3 separate regions of the Homo sapiens genome follow, and all the other regions are linked to region 3. The links are chromatin loops, found by intact Hi-C in ENCODE. Cell type or tissue: PC-9. All regions are shown on one strand. Each heading gives the region's core, and the rest is flanking DNA. Links, peaks and the distances in the headings are about the cores only.

Region 1 (6,218 bases), core at 2,163-4,662, 350 kb before region 3:
AATTGAAGCACTTACCTTATGTTACGCAGCTAGTAAGAAGTGGAACTAGTATATTTGAAAACAGGTGGATCAAGTTTGGTCAAAGCTTTGGTACTCTATTTTTGTATATTGACTCTGATAAACTCAATTAGTTATCTCAGGGAAACATTCTAGTTTTTCATTCTTTCCTTCCACTCCAATAAGATTATATTTAAAAACTATTTTTAGCTACCTCTCTCACTCTCATCTGCCCCTCCCAAGAGACCTTTAAAATGTTTTTATGCTCTATTTTATGCACTTATTTCTAGATTTTGCTGAAATAATTTAGAATTTTTACTTCTTACTGTTTTTCTTACCAATTATTTTTACATCACAAATTAAAATGAGATATTACTTTTCCTAGTAGAAAATAAAATTAAAGGTATAACTCAGTGTTGTCAAAACTATAGTCACACAAGCATACATTAGTAAAATGTTTATGTAAAACACTTTGGTAATAGATATAAAGAATATTTACTTAATACCTATTTATTATTTCTACTTTAGGACCGTAATGTAAGAAAATATTAAGAAATGAAGACGTAAATTCAAATGAAATTTTATTTCTCACAACATTTATAGCAAAACATAAAATTTGCCAAAAATTCAATCAAAAACTGAACAGCTTAAATTAATTAACTGGGGTCAGAGAGCAAGCACAGTAAGTGAAAAAAGTGATAGCTAATGGATTATTGCCAGATAATTGGATAAGGTGATATTGTGAAAGGTATCCCAAAGCTACTACAATGTATTTGGATCTCTTTCTCTAGAAAATAGTCTCCGATTCACTTTAGACAACCTTTTGGAGTAGTAATTTGTTGAATAATTTTCTGGACTTGAGGCTCTCACATGAGCAGTTGAATACTCCTGGGTATGAGAAGAAGAAACGGAAGTTGTGGTGAGGGGTGAAAACCATCAACTTGATTTAGTCTAATTAGTGCTTTAATAACATGCCTTAGAGATTTTATATATATGTATGTGTGTATATACATATATATGCGTATATATATATACACACATATATATGCGTATATATATATACACGCATATATATGCATATTTATATATACATATATGTAAAATTGCTATTGGAACTTAGATCTCTTTTTGCATCTAGTCTTCTACCATAGTTCCCTGTACTGAACTATTGTCCAATTTCATGAAGCCTCCAACTTCTTGTTCATTACTGGAACATTTTTACAGCACTTACGTCTTCCCCAACATTTTAGATTCAATGATATTTCCATCAGATTTATAAAACTTTCTTAAGTATAGCTCTCTAAGTTTACTTTAATGTTTCACATAAAAAACAAGGAATCATGTATTTTATATATTATTTTAGATACAGAAACTTGCCAAACGATGTGATGAAGATTTTTGTGGAATGTGCTGATGCTTTGGCTGTTTCTCTTATGTTATTGGTTATATAGTATTGCCTCAGAGTTAAAAGTTTTCTGCAAAAATAAAACGTGATTGACGTTGGTAAAAACACTAATTGTAGAACATTGCACAAGTTTGATTCTCAATATATTTTAGCTTATTAGGTATTTGTCTTTATTTATGATGATGATTGTGAAAATTGAAAATAAAAAAGAACTAAATTACTATGAAGTCCTCTCATTTTTCAAAGTGACTTAGCAGAAATTTATCGCCAAATCTCTACCATTTTTGTCTGGCAAGAAACAGCTCAATTAATGAGTAAACAAGCCAGCCTTGAGGAGTTTTGTTATTTCATTCCATAAAATGATGTAGCATAGAAACTCAGAAATTCTCATCTACTTACTTGCAATTCCCCAGCATACTCAACACTTTTTAAAATTCAGTGCTCACACTGCATTATTCCATGTGGAAGCTTCTTGTCTAACACGTTTTTATTTGTTAGAGTTCCACTGCAGCTATATCTTCCTTATTCACTCACCTCCTACACTGGTATTGTTGGTGAACAGTAGCTCATGTATCAAGTATCCTTAGTACCTGACAGTATGTATTTGGTAATAATATCTCCAGAGCATTCAGCATCACATTCCACAATTGCTAAGATGTAAAAAGTTCTGAGAATTGAAAGGTACTAGAAACAATATTTCCCACTTCTGTACCTTCCTGTTTTCCCCATCAGACTATGACCTGTTTGATGTACCTCTCTATACATACAGCGCGCTCTCACATTCAATACTCATTAAAAAGAAATAGTTGAATTTATTTTTTACAAACTAATTCCCAGAAACGGTATGAAGACAAAAGCCACATACCTAAGGATAAAGCTATGAGGCTGTTTGCAGTTTGTGTTTCTAAAGGTAGCTCATTCTTGGAGATTTCTCTAGAGAGGCATTGTCCTTTGTGCGCTCTGGGAGAAGGATGAGGAGAACAAAAGTTGCACACACTATTTAAGGATAATATATCATGGCTGTTTTAACTAACGACCCCGCTGCCAGTCCATTATCATGAACTAGGATAGGGCAGGAAATCAAGGTTTATTGTTTTGCTTTGGCATTTTCATGTTCTGCATTGTCAGCAATCTCTACTGAGACAGGTGACAAGAAGAGAATAATAGTTAAGTAATAGATTTTAATAAGTGGGGAATTAGTAGCTAAACTTCATTAGTGATCTTAAGACCCACAAATAAAATTCATAGTTTTGCAAATGTTCAATTTAAGAATATTTCCAATCATCTATCAATAAGCTCTCAAGTATGGTAAATTTTAACTCATCATCTTAATCACCCTGTCTCTGGGTTCTCTTTCTTTCTTTTTCTCTTTCTTTCTTTCTTTCTTTCTTTCCTTCTTTCTTTCTTTCTTTTTCTTTCTCTTTCTTTTTTGAGACGGAGTCTCACTTTGTCACCCAGACCGGAGTGCAATGGCGCGATCTCGGCTCACTGCAACCTCCGCCTCCCGCGTTCAAGCGAGTCTCCTGCCTCAGCCTCCCGAGCAGCTGGGACTACATGCACGCGCCAACACCCAGCTAATTTTTTATTTTATGTTTTATTTTATTTTATTTTATTTTATTTTATTTTGTCTTTTTACTAGAGACGGGGTTTCACCGTGTTAGCCAGGATGGTCTCGATCTCCTGACCTCGTGATCCGCCTGCCTCGGCCTCCCAAAGTGCTGGGATTACAGGCGTGAGCCACCGCGCCCGCCCTGGGTTCCTGTTCTTTAAACATATAACTATGATTCCCTAGCCCTTTTCATTAATGTTAACCTCGTTGTTTCCTCCTTTATCCCAATGACTGTTTCCTCATCCCTTACATTCTTCAATTAAAAAAAATCTCATTTTCTTAAAATTTTCTGCTTTTATTCTGCTCTGGGCCTGTTTATTCCAAATCCAAGTCTACAGAGTAGAATGGAATGCTCTGTGGACTAGAAGCCAGGAGACCTGACTTCTACTTGATCTACCACTAACAGCGTAAGCTTAGACAAAGCATTCTCTCTGGACCTTTAGTTTTCCCATTTGTAAGAAGAATGCGTGTTGGAGTTGATGATCTCCATGCTCTTTGAGCCATACATTTTAGACACTAAAATTCTCACATCTGTTTGTCTCACAAATCCTTTGCCAGTGAGCTGTTGCATCCTTCAGACGCTAGAGGGAGCTTCTGGGAGACTTTTCTAATACGTTTAGACTGAAGTAAGGAATAAATGTCCCTTTATCGCAATACACATTCTGATTGAAAAATGTAATTTCTCCTTTTAATTTAATGTAAAAGAAATAAATGTTGCAGTAATTCTAGAATTTTGTATTATTATGACTCTGTAGCATGAAGCTAACTTAATTCGCTTTAAATACCAACCAGGTCTTGAAGTTTTTGTCCTCTATCTTTAAATTTATGAAAATATAGGGAAGCACATTTAGAAACCAATGGAAAATAAGTACAATTATGAGAGTAGGATTCTTTTTAAAAGCCATCATTCTCAACTGAGATAATTCTCTGCTTGATGATATTGTAAAACAGAGTTATGATGCCCCTGTGTACTTTCTAAGAATATGTTTTAGAAAGTAGACAAATGCAATTTGACAACGACCTGTTTAACAATAAAGTTATTATAAACTTATTTATTAAATTTCAAGGAAATCAGGATTGGGAAGTTTGTGAAGAACAAATAAACATCTATTCATCATCCTAAGAATAATGTAGTTTGAGATGAGAAGTTAATTTGCATTTTTATTACTATTATTTGTTAAATTATGAAAACAGTGAATATATTCTTAGATTAAGAAGAGTTAACATGACTTTGATTCTTTGCTTCCTTTGTAGACTATTTGCTTATTCTTTGGGGATCTCTTAGATAATATCTTTAATACTTTTATATTTCAGTGTGTCTTTAGGTGCAGGAATGTTCGTCTCTTGAAGGATTGAAATCGTACATAACTTTTCAGTCTGAGCTTTTATGGCTTTAATTATAATGAATTCTGAGTTATTCTTTTCATTCATTGCCTCTTTTTTATTCTCTTTCTTTATTTCTGGTATTTCTATTATGGGAGTGTTACTAAGTCTCTTCCTAACCTCCATTTTTTTAATTAGGCTGTATCCATTCTTTTAGTCAGCTAATACTTTCAGGTTAGTTTTATTTATTTATTTGTTTATTTGTTTGTTTGTCTGTTTTTGAAACGGAGTATCACTCTGTCACCCAGGCTGGAGTGCAGTGGCACAATCTTGGCTCACTGCAACCTCCGCCTCTGGGTTCAAGCAATTCTTCCTGCCTCAGCCTCCTGAGTAGCTGGAATTCCAGGCGCCCACCACCACGCCCAGCTAATTTTTGTATTTTTTAGCAGAGACAGGGTTTCAACATGTTGGCCAGTTTGTTCTTGAACTCCTGACCTCAGATGATCCACTTGCCTCAGCCTCCTAAAGAGCTGGGATTACAGGCGTGAGCCACCGCGCCCAGCCAAGGTTCTTTCTTATTCCAGCCATATGTATTTGCGACAACCAGTGTCTCCAATTGATTCTTGCTTCTTGTTTTTCAACATGTTTAAATTTTTGAGAATATTTATATCTGCATTTTAAATACTTGTTTTCTCTATTATTTTATTAACTCTTTATTCTCTAGTATTAGATATTCCATTTGTTATCTCACAGTGTGTTCACTTTATTCAGAAGCCTCAAGGATTTTTACTGGAAACTCATCCTCTTTTACATGAGACTCTCAGCTGACTTTTAAGACTAAAAGATTTCAAGGTTGGGATAGGTATAGTTTTGATCCATTTACTGAGTGTTATTCTTTATTTGTTCTCTTTCTATGTCTTTTCTGACCTATCAAAGTTCTGATATGGGAACATAAGATGACAAGCCAACTGACTTAATTGGTAGTATCTCTTTTCCTATTCAGGTATGCTAATTATGTTTAAGCATTTAATTTCTTCTCCCTCTCTCTCTTGCTCTTACTCTTACTCTCAAAATGCTGTTTCTCTAATTTGGAGCACTATTTTTTCATGAAATTCACATAGTTCATATATTACTTGGTGTTAGTAAAACAAATAACATATTTTAGATTGAGTTATTAATGAATACAAATATGGCAAATATTCTATTGAAGGAAAAATGCTACATACATTTTGATTACTCAAATTTAACTAATTATATGCCTGTGTGAAAAATTATAGGGCAGGTGAAAGAATACTAAAAATAAACTGAGAAGATCTGTATTTAAATCCTAGATCTGCTTTTTACTAATAGTTTCATCTTGGTCAAATACCAAGACCTCTGGACTTGGGTTTTTTAATTCATAATATATAATTCATTTCTTCTGCTCTGAATGTACCTGTTAAGGGAGCGTATGCAGCATCCACAGACACACAAGAATACATCAGTGAGAAAAGTCTGTGTGTGTGCATGAGTATGTGTGTGTGAGTGTGTGTGTGTGAATTTGGGTGTTTATCTAATAATCCCCAATGCAGGGGATTATTTTCTGGTAAAATATGATAAAGGAATGCACTTGACTGGATATCTCAGTGAGATGTCTTTGATGTTAAAATGGCTACTTTTATGGAGCAAACTCCCAAGTCCATTTATTCAACTATTACATAAGCATGTATGGCTGCTCTATCTTACCTTGTAGTATGAATGGAACTGAGAGAATGAAGTAGTGGCTATATTGCAAGGGTACACACTGACAGCTGATGACTAGGTGAGCTTTATACACAGGAGCAGGTAGCACAAAAAAAAATTGCAGCACCTGAGAGTGCAGAAAGTAAAAGATAAAGCAGGGCG
Region 2 (6,218 bases), core at 2,163-4,662, 1.2 Mb after region 3:
TGTAGAAAATGCTCTAGGATAAAGGACTTCAATCTGATAAATTAAATACTGTTCATTTCCCAATCCCTAACACTGTTTTGGGCACCGGCAATGGTTTATGGCATAATAAAAAGAGACTTATTTTGTGGAGTTGAGTCCTAATGCCAGTATTGCCACTTAACTAGCTACGTAAAACTGGGCAAATTATTTCACTTTCTTGGGCTTCAACTGCCTCCATTATAAATATTGAAGATTCAGTGAAATGAGATAGTATACTTTAAAGCAACAGCATTCATCACAGAAATTAGGACAGCTTTCCTTATCTTTTTCTGAGTAAATGTTGGATAAATAAAGGCATGAGCAAATGAATCTTTGACTGGGGGAATCTGAGGGAGGATTTAGCCAGTAGAAAAAGTATTAGTTAGGTAGTCATGAAACCAGGGTTCTAGCCCCAGTTCAGCCACTGACTCTCTGATCTGGGGTCAGCCTCTTCTCCTTCTGTGCCTCAGTTTCCTTCCCTGTAACGCCTCTCCCAGTGATGTTGCACGTTTTTTTCTGACATCCTATTGTCACAGCCTAGACCCAGGGAGCCACAGAAAGAACCTCTTTACTCAATTATTTGAGGATGAAGAAAGAAGCAATAAACTGAAAGCACTGTTCATTTCCAGTATGAAAAGACTCCTTCAAATGAGAAACGTCAGCACTTAGTTTCACCCCTAAGATTGTCTGGATTATTTTCTTCTTGTCCAAGAGATAGCAAGAGAAATTCCACTTTAGGAAACACAATTGTTTAACAAGTGAGTCCTTAGCAATTCTAAGGCCAGAATCTTGTGAGCAGATACGGAAAGGTACCAATTACCTCTCAAAGACTGGCCTGGTTTCCCAGTGAACAATTTCATCCATTACAGAATTTTCCTGTTTGTAATCCCAAGGTCCATACTTGTACCAGAATTTTACTCTCTAGGTTAGATGAACTCATTATAGCTTAAGTTTCCCTTAGAACGACAATAATAAAACTGCTATTGCTGCTGACTCACTTTAATGCCAACAATTGTACATACATTTTAGAAGCCTAATTTTGATTTACAGTAACTATATAGATCAAAATTAGAGCATTGTTGAGTGAGACTTTCTTTTGCCCACAGGACGACCAACTAGAGACAGAGGACAGAGGACCTGTAGTGCAAAATAAACTGCCAGAGGTGAATGATTCAAAGAAGTCTGTGACATGACCCTTGTATTCAAGCTCAGTGGGCAGGGAACACATGTCTCTTGTTCACCTCTGTATGTCTGTGCATTCATTGGGCTGATATATATCCAGTGTTTACTACACTGCATTGCGCACTGACTATATAGTGAAAAACAATGGTTTGTGGATGAAAGCTGCTTCCAGTATAGCACTGGGCTTGGCACAGTATGGACATCTACTGATTATTAATTGAATAAATGCATGAGACAATTAAGTGAAATCAGCAATATTATAAAAGAAAAGATAATAGACTCAAGACAGACTAAGATGTTGGTGAGTCTAGTTGGATTCTATAAGTTTTAGGTGCCAGAGGGAAAAGAATCTGAAGATGCCCAAACAAGTTACAGATGTACTGTCTATCTGGGACAGAGAAAAGAAGTCAAGATTACACACATGTTTTTCTTTGGAGAGAAGATGATAAAGAAATGTGAATATCATCACACTGGTGTATGTAATCAATTCTGAATTAACCTTCAGTAAACCCAAAATCTCAGTATTTACATGAATTCTTTTATTCAGATGGTACCAAAATAATGCTGCCTGGTAACTGAGATGAGCCCTAGCTAAAGAACCTGTTATTGTTTTCAGATAGAGAAATGGGAGCCACATGTATTCTATCTTTTTTTTTTTTTTTTTGAGACAGAGTCTCATTCTGTCACCCAGGATGGAGTGCAGTGGCGCAGTCTCGGCTCACTGCAACCTCCGCCCTCCGAGTTCAAGCGATTCTCCTGCCTCAGCCTCCCTAGTAGCTGGGATTACAGGTGCCTGCCACCATGCCCGGCTAATTTTTTGTATTTTTAGTAGAGACGGGGTTTCACCATCTTGGCCAGGCTGGTCTTGAACTCCTGACCTCATGATCCACTTTGCCTCAACCTCCTAAAGTGCTGAGATTACAGGCGTGAGTCACCGTGCCCGGCCGTGTCTTCCATCTTTATTAACAAGATCTTTGATTAAGCTGAAAGAAGGAGTTTTATTTGGGAAGACTGGATTTCAGTTGATACAACACAGAGAAATTCAGACATTTTCAAGCATATCCATCCTCTTTGGAAAATACGTAAACATCATAGTATTCAGAGATAACCTTAAGTGAGGTTTTCACTGCTTTGTACAATTGTGTCACTGTAGCTCCTATATCCACAACTGAGTTGTGATAGAATGGAATATTCTTTTCTGCTCTTACATACAGATTTTAAATGTGGATAATAATATAGAAGATAGATATTTTATAAAAATATAAATAACTTAAGTATTGCAGGACAGTAGTAATAAGTAGGGCTGGAAAGGTTGTTGGAGAGCTTTGAATACCTAGGTTAGTATTTAACTGTATCTTTCAGGCCATTGAAGATTTTGAAAAGCAGTTGCAACATAATCAGCATTCTGCTTCAAAACTTACAGCTAATAATTTTGTTTTGGCTCAATATTTAAAATAACATTTCGGTTAAGACCTGAGTTCAAAATGTCTCTCAATATACCTTATAAGTTATGAAAACAAGCAAAAAAATTTAAAGATGATTTCCAGCTCAGCAAAATCTGCATTTTCATTTGGACTTTGCTTTACCCTTTTCACAATTATTTATTTGCTTCACACAAAATAAGCCAGGATGGAAATTCCCCATCATGGTCAAGTTCTGCTCCATGATGCACACACAAGGTTCTGTAGCTTATGGGAACCAGGAGAATAGCAGGTGGGGCAGGTAGCAACAAGAGAGCTCAAACAGAGTGGCTGAGAAGCACTGGCGCTGCAAGGTGCAATGCTGGCCCAATGTCAGGCACTGGGCTTATCCAGGACTTACAGACCTCCTCTCAACTCAGGACCATGGATTCTCAGAGTTCCGGAAGTCCCTATAGTGCCATAATAAAGTAATAATTCTTCACCAAACCACAGACATTTGCATGGACTTTAACGAGTTGATTGTGAGGAAGAAATAGGAAAATGACCATCAGTCTGGCCGCCTTGAGTTCCGTAGCCAAGCCCTAAAACCAACGCCCAGCCTGCCACAGTGTGTGACATCACCCATATCCCCTCCAGTTCTCTCCGGTCTGACCTTGACAGCTGACCTTGAAAAAAGGAGAAGAAAGATTTGAGCTCACTTTTTTTCAAACCTGAATTCATCATCCGCCACAATTTCCTTCTCTCTTCACACCTTCCAACATTTCCCATTCAGTAGGTTTATTAGAAGGATTCCATGCTTTTGACTCAGCCCTCTTTGTTTGTTCCTTTTGTCTTTTTTTTTATCTTGCCTTTCTGTGAAACTGTCTTTGTTTCTTCTAGTTAGCCAATTGATCCTAACATTGCTTCTGGAACAAGATAATGTGACCTTCAGCATTAGACAAGACTGGAACCAGTGGGGAAAAAAGCAGAGTATATTGTCATTCTATGTTCTAAGAATAATTCAAACAAGCCTATGCCATAATGCTGACAGGATCTCCCCAGATTCTCTCAGCTTCTAGACACCATCACAGCCCTGCTTGCTACGCACAGGAGGCCAGGAGTGGTGGGCGAGCGCCACCTCGTGGACATGAGGGAAATTGCTTCCCTCTGCGAATTAGACTGTGTTTCGGCTTAGCTCTCAAAACACGTTTAAGAGAATTGTATTTTTAAATGGCTTGAACACCTTCCAGTCAGTGAAGCGAAGCCTGAATTCATGAATTCTCTATCTTAGGGATTCTCTGAGTAGCAGGAGAAATATCTGTACGGTGAATCCGTCCTCAGGTAAAATTTAAGGTGAAGGACAACAGTAGCTTCGCTTCTTTAAATAAAAGATTTGTAACAGAAATTTAAAGAAAGAAAAAAGAGCACTAATTATGCAGATTGCATTCAAGTTAAAATTTACATAGTATCTGGGCAGTAAATTCCACCATGCTTTAAAGCAGAGCACTAATTACTACTCTTCCATTAAATCTTTCCTGAAGAATCTCTTCTATCTTTGAAACTACCATCCATTTTGCAAAAACAAGTTACCTTTTCATATTTAACACCAGCAATTCACAGAGGAGTGTGATTTATAGACATTTGCATTGAAATAACCTATACTTTTTTGTTGTAAGTGCAGCTTCTTAGGCCCTACCCAACATCAACTGAATTAGAATTTCTGGGGCTGAATCCCAGGAAGGGGCATTTGAGGTTAGCATCTAGTTGATTCTCTTGCACACTGTGCGCTCCAGTTAGAGACCCCACTGCTTTCTTCATTGAATCCAGGAATTAAGCAATTTAGGAATAGAATTGCCATTGTTCTTGCAAATTACACTATTACTAGTTTTTTATAGCCCAGCTTCCTAGAGCATCTCATCTAGAAAGCTTTCCCAATTTATTCTAGAAAATTCAAACAGATGCCTTTTCCTGAGTCCTTCACCCCAAGAACATCCTTATCCAGGGGTCGTTTTACTCCACCTTCCTATTTTAGCTCATCAGAGATCCATATCTTCACCTAGAAATTCTGAAAGGTGGGGGTCTCTCACGCTTCTCTTTCCATGGGCTTTCAGAATACATGCAGCAGCGTTTTGCACGTGGCAAGGTTTAAAGAGTTCATCCCAAACTCTTATGAGTTTGCTCTTGGAATCCTATGGATTCAAATAATTAGCCAAGCAAAAAGATTGGCAGCACGGCCACCAGAAAACAAACCTCCCACCTTCCCTAAAGTGGCAGAACAGCTGCCACCAGTAGAACAGAGTTGTTCCTCTCCTCTGCCACTCAGGCACCGTGACTGCAGAGTTATCCAGACACACCAATCATTTTGCAACTGCTTGGCTCTCTGCAGTGCCCCAGGAATTCTAAGCAACAAAGGAGACAGTCATCTGTTCCACAGCCTAGCAATTGTGTCATTAAACAAATTGCTCCATAACGTCAAAAGAGGCATTCTTTGTGACAGCCAAGTGATATAATTTGTCTTGATTCCAGACATGGGAGACATCTGTCTCGAATTCATGCCTGTCATTTGAAGTTGCAAGTTTATCTACAGAAAAGTGAGACTATACCCAGACACTGAACAGAAATATAAACATTAAGTGACTACTTAAAAAGCTATAGTTTTACCCTTTTAGCACAAATACAGGGAAATTCTTTCTAAACTATATGGCTGTATACCAAGTGAAAAACATAGATTGGTATTCTCTCAACAAAACTGCTTTCAGAATCGGCAATTCAGTTTGCCTGAACTGTTGGAACATAACAATAGATGCAGGTTAAACACACAGTTCATTTAGCTCAACACATCCGTTTCTAACAGTGATGTATCACGGAAGCATTAAATTAAGCAAATGCTCGTTGAGCACCAAGTTATGCAATGAACCATTAGATGCTATGGAATTAAAAGAATGACAACATGTATCAAATTGGGCAATTCACAGATGGCCTCGTAGAAGTTCTGCTTCCCGTGGGTCTTTAAAGATGCATAGTCTGACAGTAGTCAGCAAACAGAGATGGTCTTTCCTTTCTACTCCTCTCCATTGTCTTTCCAGTGAGGTCAGCATCTACATGTGTAACGCATCCAGCACCAGCCGTCAGACCACCGGCATCCTCACCTTGAATAATATTTTCCTCCATCCTGCCTCACAACTCGCATCCAAGGCAAACATGGACATACACCACCTCTGAAATCTTCATCTGAAACATCCAACTCTGACTCACCTCCCTCCTGTCCTACAGTATTTTCTTCCACCACTTCCCAACAATTCCTCAGTCTTCCTGAGATCCCTAATCCTTCGTTCTCACTCCCGTCCACCATCACGTGTCCTGTCCTTTTACATTTGGCAGATTTCTATTCATCTTTTTAGTCTTTGCTTAAACAAAACTTTAGCAGCAATAATACTGCACCTTTAGATTGGATGTGATCTCCCTTGTAGATAAACTTTCCTAATACTCTTAATTTTTTCCCATCTTCAACCTAATCAGTCTTTAAGACAATCGCTTATTTATTGTCTTCCCCAGTAGAGGAAATAGTAATCAAGGGAAAGGAAATCACAGCCACTCATTTGTTGCTGTGTTCCTAGA
Region 3 (6,218 bases), core at 2,167-4,666:
CCTAGGACTGAAAGTAGGGTGAGAAAAGGCAGCATACATCTGAGAGCAGAGGGAAGATAGCCAGCAAAATTATACACATTCTGTAGATTTAGGTCAAGAAACACTTTGCTCCAGAATATTGTTATTATACCACCTAATTGAAAGAGAAAAACTCCATAAGTCATAATCAGAAAAAACAGCTTTTCCTCCCATCCCCATGCATTCCAACCCACTCAGTGGTAGTTGTTGTTCCCTACCCCTTGAGTAAACCCAAAGGCAGGTATTAATGGCTCTACTGGCCACATCAAAATAATAAGAATCCCTATGGTTACTTGTACTAGAAAAATAACCATATAACAGTAATTCAAATAACCATTCTTATATGTGACCCCAAACCATGAATACTAATAAAGCTTCTCTTTTCCCTAGCTTGGACCCCATTCATCCTGGAAGGCTTCAGTGGGAAGGAGCTTGTGGCCAGTTTATATTCACAATCTCCCCTATCACAGTAGGCTGCCTTTTGTCTCCTCCAGAACTGGGGATGGAGATGCATGCAGAGAAGTAAAACAAAGTCTTACTTGACATAATATCATGACCTGTCTTTGTGCCCTCATGGCTTTGGTGAATGCTCAAAGCTGACTCATCTTGGAATGTTTCTGGGGGTCACATAACCCCCAGTGCGAATAGTAACATAGGCGTCCTTACCTCCAATAATACTCCTCTTCTGGCAGATCTGCTATGCCCCTCATCCTCACCCTACTCTCTCATCTTCTGCATTTGACACCACCATCAGCATCCTGATGAGTTTGCTTCCCCCATCAGCCCTGACAGAAAGCCCTTGGGGCAAGGTCCCTTTTATAATTGACCCAGGCTGACTCTCTCCACATGCTCTACATCTGCCCACAGAAAACCCACATCCTTGACTCTCATTACTGAAAGTGAAGCAGTTCTTGGTGCAGTCATCTCTTCAGTCTGGTATCAAGCCAATTCTCACAGCTTCTTGCCCTTTAGATTTCATAGACACTATTTTATTAGGTTCACCATGCTTCAATGGACATATTTTAAACTCGAAGTGTTTTTCTCAAAGCCCTTTCCCCATATGAAGGAGGAAGGAAAATGCCATTGTTTTTCAATAACTTGCTCCCAAGAAATTCTCCCTTCCTGAGCTATTCAATATGAATCCTTTTATTGGATTGAAGTTGGAAAAAACTAAGTTTGTAGCAACCTCCTTTGGAAGTACTACATAAGTCTAGCACCTCACTTTGGAATGCAAAACGAAATACTTCCCACATACTTTCTCTCTTTCTGTCTCTTTTTTACTCAGCCTTTTAAAGCCACAGCCAAAAACTGAGATAGAAAGCATCCCATTTTAATATTCTGGTACATTCTTTTTTAAAAATCTCTATCACACACTAAGAAGGAGGTATTGTTACCAGAAAGGGGTCCCGAACCAGACCCCAAGAGAGGGTTCTTGGATGTCACACAAGAAAGAATTTAAGGCAAGTCCACAGAGTAAAGTGAAAGCAATTTTATTACAGAAATGAAGAAACAAAAAAATGCCTACTCCATAGAGAGTAGGGCCCAAAAGCAAGAGGAGGAATGCGTCCATTTTAGGTATAATGCTTGTTTATATATAAGATAATAACGCAAAAAAAAAAACAATCCTTGGGGAGATGTGCGCTACTACAAGGGCTTGGGACAAAGGATTGTTAATCTTTGTATAACTACTGTCTTCCACAATAATTTATATTATTATCTTTAAAGTGAAACTTACTCTTAAACTAAGAATACTTTTGTTCTTAAGATATCGTGACATCAGGATATTTTCTGGACCTGCTAAGTCCTGGATCTCTTCCATAAACATTATTAACTTGTTTTCTTAACTGTAAACATCCTCTGACTAAAATGCCTGACCTTCTGGGAATGCAGTCCAGCAAGTCTTAGCCTCTTTTTACCCAGCCCCTATTCAAGATGGAGTCACTCTGGTTCAAATGCCTCTGACATTAGGATCCACATTTTATTATGTTTTCGGAGAGATAAAATGATTTCCCTGAGATTATGTTGATATAAATTACATGCCAGATTGTTTAACTCCAAGGCCGTGACTTTCCACTTAATTTCTTTGCAGAAAGTAGCTTTCTACAAAGCTGCTAGAGCAAGCAGGAGGGGAAAAATGGCAGGGAGGGCAGGCAGTGAGGCAGATGCTGACATTCTTGTGAGGCTCTGATTAGCCTAAGTAAATCTAGGTTTTACATGTGAAATGAGGATGTAGAGGCAAAAGTCAATTATGCGTTGCCTCAAGCGACTTTCTACAAAGAAATTAAAGTTCTGTGTGAATAAGATATTTGTCAAAGGCCAGGAACAGTGAGATTCACTTAGAATATATGCATTAAATGAATAGTTTTAGAATTACTGTATCCATGATATATGGATTTCTATCCTAACGGGACTGCAGCTATCTCAATTCTTGCCTCCTTAGAAGAAAGACTTTGACTGAGGGGCATAAAGCAGAAGAAGAAAGCTAGGCAAGTTTTAGAGTGGGGTGGAAGTTTATTAAAAAGCTTTAGAGCAGGAATGAAAAGTGAAGTACACTTGGAAGAAGGCCAAGCAGGCATCTTGGAGGTCAAGTGCCCCATTTGACCTTGGCCTTAGGGTATTATATGCTGGCCTGCTTCCAGCACCTGGCATCCTTCTTTCAGTGGAATGCCCCTAGAAGGTCATGTACCAGTTAAATGCCACCTTTTGACCTCTTAAAGCGCATGCTTGAGCAAACTCACCCAACACCTGAGATCTTATCAGGAAGATGCCAATCACCAGTTTCAGATATTTCTGATCTATAGAGAAACTGCCTTTCCCTGGTGCTGGCTGTGACCAATTATTATTTTAGAGAGGCAGTGTGACAAATGCCTGACCATCACCTATGGTCACCTGACTTTCCTGGTGGGATGTGGGGGCCCTCTTCTGCCCCGTTCCTGTTCATGCCCCAGTACAGCTCTATGCACTGTAACAACAGGTTCAGGCTAAAGTTGAGAATAGCAATGCCAGATTCAATTTGTCAGATATGATTGCCCTTCTTGACAAAAATCCCAAAGATTAAGGTAAAAAGTCTAACATTTTATTTTCTTTCTAATTTGTTGTGAAGAAATGCCACAGAACTGAGCCAATCGCGGCATCTCAAGGTTTATGCTTTTCTTTTTTAGCTCTTATTTGGTCATCTCCAGAGGACATAGTTGAAAATGAGCTCCATTTCAGGTGTGGGAAACACAAAAAAGGGATACAGTGTTAATCAAAATGTGACTGAGGCATTTCTCAATCAACAGAGGTATATTTGGCCAAAGTTGAAGATACTTGCGGGGAAAAAAATCCAAGTCACAGGAGCACCTGTGACCTGTGCTTTTTCCAAAGGGTGTTTTCAAGGGGAAAGAGCATGCAGGAGGGGGAAAAATGCAGAAAGGGCAGGCAGTGAGGCAGATGCTTCCATTCTTGTGAGGCTCTGATTAGCCTCAGTAAATCTACATTTTACATATGACAAGAGGAAGTAGAGGGAAAAGTCAATTATGCATTCTCTCATGCTCAGTAAATCTACAGTTTACATAAGATAAAGTAAACATGTGAAAAGAGGGAGTAGAGGAAACGAGGCTGTGATACAGCGTTGTGGAATTACAGCTATCAGTTTAGAAACAAAAGGAAGGCAGTAGTATTGACTCAGTTCCCGAACTTAACTTTCCCTTTGGGGTAGTGATTTGAGGAGATTCCATGTTCTTTCACAAGAGTGTGCCGCCCTTTTAAATGCTGCCTTCTTACACAGTGGGAAATGCCTTTGAGCATAATGATCTTGGGCCATTGTTGCCAGTGACTGTTCTTTACTGCAGTCCTCTTCTCAGCTCAGCTCAAGACCATAGGATGGGACAGTCCTTTTACCTTTTCTCCCAACCCAATTTATGTATGAAGCTTTAAAACTTTCTCCCAAAAGGGATAATACCTGATTCCATATATAGGCTTTGCAAAGTATATTACAGACCCTAACCCTCAAAAGAACATTCTACAGGATATTTTTGTATGAATACATTTGCTGAACAGAAGTTTTAAAAGTTTCATTCGCTTCTCAAGGTTCATGAGCCAAGTAAATGGAGATCCTCTCTGCCTTATACGATAAACTCTATATTACTGGTGAGGGTGTCCAGGTTCTCGGCGTCTTGAACAAAGAATTAAACAAAACGCACAAACAAAGCAAGGAAAGGATGAAACAAGGAAAGAATGAAGTGACAAATGCAGAAATTTATTGCAAATGAAAGTACACTCCATAGTGTGGGAGCGGGCCTGAGCAAAGGGGCCCAAGGGCCCTGTTATGGAATTTTGAGGGGTTTTAAATACCCTCTAGAGGATTCCATTGGTTACTTGGTGTATGCCCTGTGAAGGGATGAAATAAAGTTACAAAGTCACATACTGGGCATGCGCTATGGAGAGGATATTTTCTGTCATAGCTGAAATGTGAATCTGACTTATGTTCCCTGCCTCTAGACCCTATTTTCCTGCCTCATCTACAGCCATTTTCAAATTAAACATGCCAGTACAGTCACTTAAATCTCATTATGTGATTCCAGTACTCATGGTTTCTTTCTGAATGCCTGTCCATGTGGCTAATTCCTTGAGATAATACATCAGAAGCTGACATTATGCCTAATCAGCACCTTCATCATAAATTGAGCAGAATCTGTTGAAAAGTGAATTATCACTTTTGAGACAGAATCCTAGAAGTCAAAAGTAAACTTTCTGCTAAGTGAATTAGCACTTTCTTTTGTTATTCAAAACTACCCCATTTATTAAGTGGTAACCAATTGTTTCTGTCCTCTATGTGAAGGAACTCCTGTTAGGAAAAAAATTGGCTTTTGCCCAGCCTTTTATTCACTCCTTCCCAGGGAAGGAATGGCCACTTCTCTGATTGGTCAGTTTGGGAGGAGTAGTTGAGCCTGTTCAGGTTATCGGCTTGCTTCCTCTTTTTATTGGAAAACAATGACTAGTTATAAAAGTCTGTCTAATACAGGGAGAAAACAACAGGAAGCCCTGTGAAATTCAGATGTAAAGACACACTTTATGTTCAGCTTGATCAGCAATAAAAATGACATTTTGTTTACTATACATTGATCACTCATATTTTATTTCTCTACTGTTTCTGAATGTAGAATTGAGAAAAAAAGCCATTATGTTTTGGTTCCTTAAAACCATATCACCATTCAGATTTAATGTGCTCCTTCATCCTATCATTCTGGAATTTGAATTTAAATTTTAACATGGTTTTGTACACTTTGATTATTTTCCTTCTCATCCTTCACAGGTTCTTGCCAAGTCCTTCAGCTTGGTCTGTTCTCACATGTCAGTCCTTCCAAGGTTGTATATAGTGATATCTATCCTAATGTAAACATTTTAGTTTTGCATTTTAATTTTAAATTGCAGTAACCAAGATTGCAGGATTCATGGATGATCATTTATTTTTTCTACATGCTCCTTAAGTTTTTCCTAAGTTTTCTAAGTTTTTTCTAGAACCCCCAAATTGGGTGTGGTCTCTTCTCTCACGGAATCTCAGAGCACTGTGAATCTCATGGTATTAGATATCTATTGCTATGCAACAATTACCTAAAATTGACGACAATAAACATTTTTGTTCTCACACACTTTTTGTGCATCGGAAATCCAGGAAAAGCTTGACTCATTTTTTTCCAGCTCAGGGTCTCTCTCAAGGTTACAGTGAAAATGTTGGCCAGGGCTTCAGTTATCTGAAAGTTATACTGAGGCTGGAGTATTCACTTCCAAAATGGCCCACTCACTTGGCTGAAGGCAGGAAGTCTCTGTTCCTCACTGGCTGTTGGCGAGAGGCCTTAGCTCTTTGCCATGTAAACCTCTCTAAAGGGTTGTTAGCATGCACTTAGGAAATGGCAGCCAGCTGCCGCCGGAATAAGTGATCCAACAAAGTGAGGCAGAAGCTGCAATAGCTTTCATTACTTCCAACAGTGTCATTTCCACAATAGTCTATTGATTAGAGAAGTCAGCCCTATTCAATGTGGAAGGAGACTACATAATGGTAGAATTATTGGGTTCCACCTTGGAGCCTGGCTAGTACACTCATGTAAGGTTTATACTATAATAATTAACTTCCCTGTTTTACTAATCTAAATTACTGAACTATTTGAAAGAACATTCTTTTTTAGCTATTTCTGTTTTCTCTCATTTTGGATAGAACT

Evidence for each region. Peaks named below come from ENCODE experiments on the same cell type or tissue, not always from the same donor. Only the 100,000 strongest peaks of a DNase experiment are listed, where the experiment ranks them.
Region 1: it touches region 3 in a loop (4-fold over the local background); 6 of 110 quality-filtered maps call a loop at or near these places.
Region 2: a loop joins it to region 3, with 8 times the contacts of the local background. A loop is called at or near these places in 11 of 110 quality-filtered maps.

What each region holds. Positions count from the first base shown.
Region 1 is chr3:190,880,818-190,887,035 of GRCh38, forward strand. No RefSeq gene overlaps it. Among named protein-coding and RNA genes, the nearest start is that of SNAR-I, 6.0 kb to the left of the region's middle. In PC-9, for the core only: CTCF peaks have their summits at 3,605 (motif pointing right) and 3,810; a DNase peak (open chromatin) is centred at 3,594.
Region 2 is chr3:192,440,962-192,447,179 of GRCh38, forward strand. The region is part of intron 2 of FGF12 (fibroblast growth factor 12); the gene reads right to left. Among named protein-coding and RNA genes, the nearest start is that of FGF12-AS2, 71 kb to the right of the region's middle. In PC-9, for the core only: CTCF peaks have their summits at 3,726 (motif pointing left) and 3,926; a DNase peak (open chromatin) is centred at 3,720.
Region 3 is chr3:191,234,922-191,241,139 of GRCh38, forward strand. All of the region lies in intron 3 of OSTN (osteocrin), which reads left to right. Among named protein-coding and RNA genes, the nearest start is that of OSTN-AS1, 3.4 kb to the left of the region's middle. In PC-9, for the core only: no CTCF peak of the experiment used is centred there; DNase peaks (open chromatin) are centred at 2,300, 2,750 and 3,640; H3K4me3 peaks cover 871 bases; H3K27ac peaks cover 2,500 bases.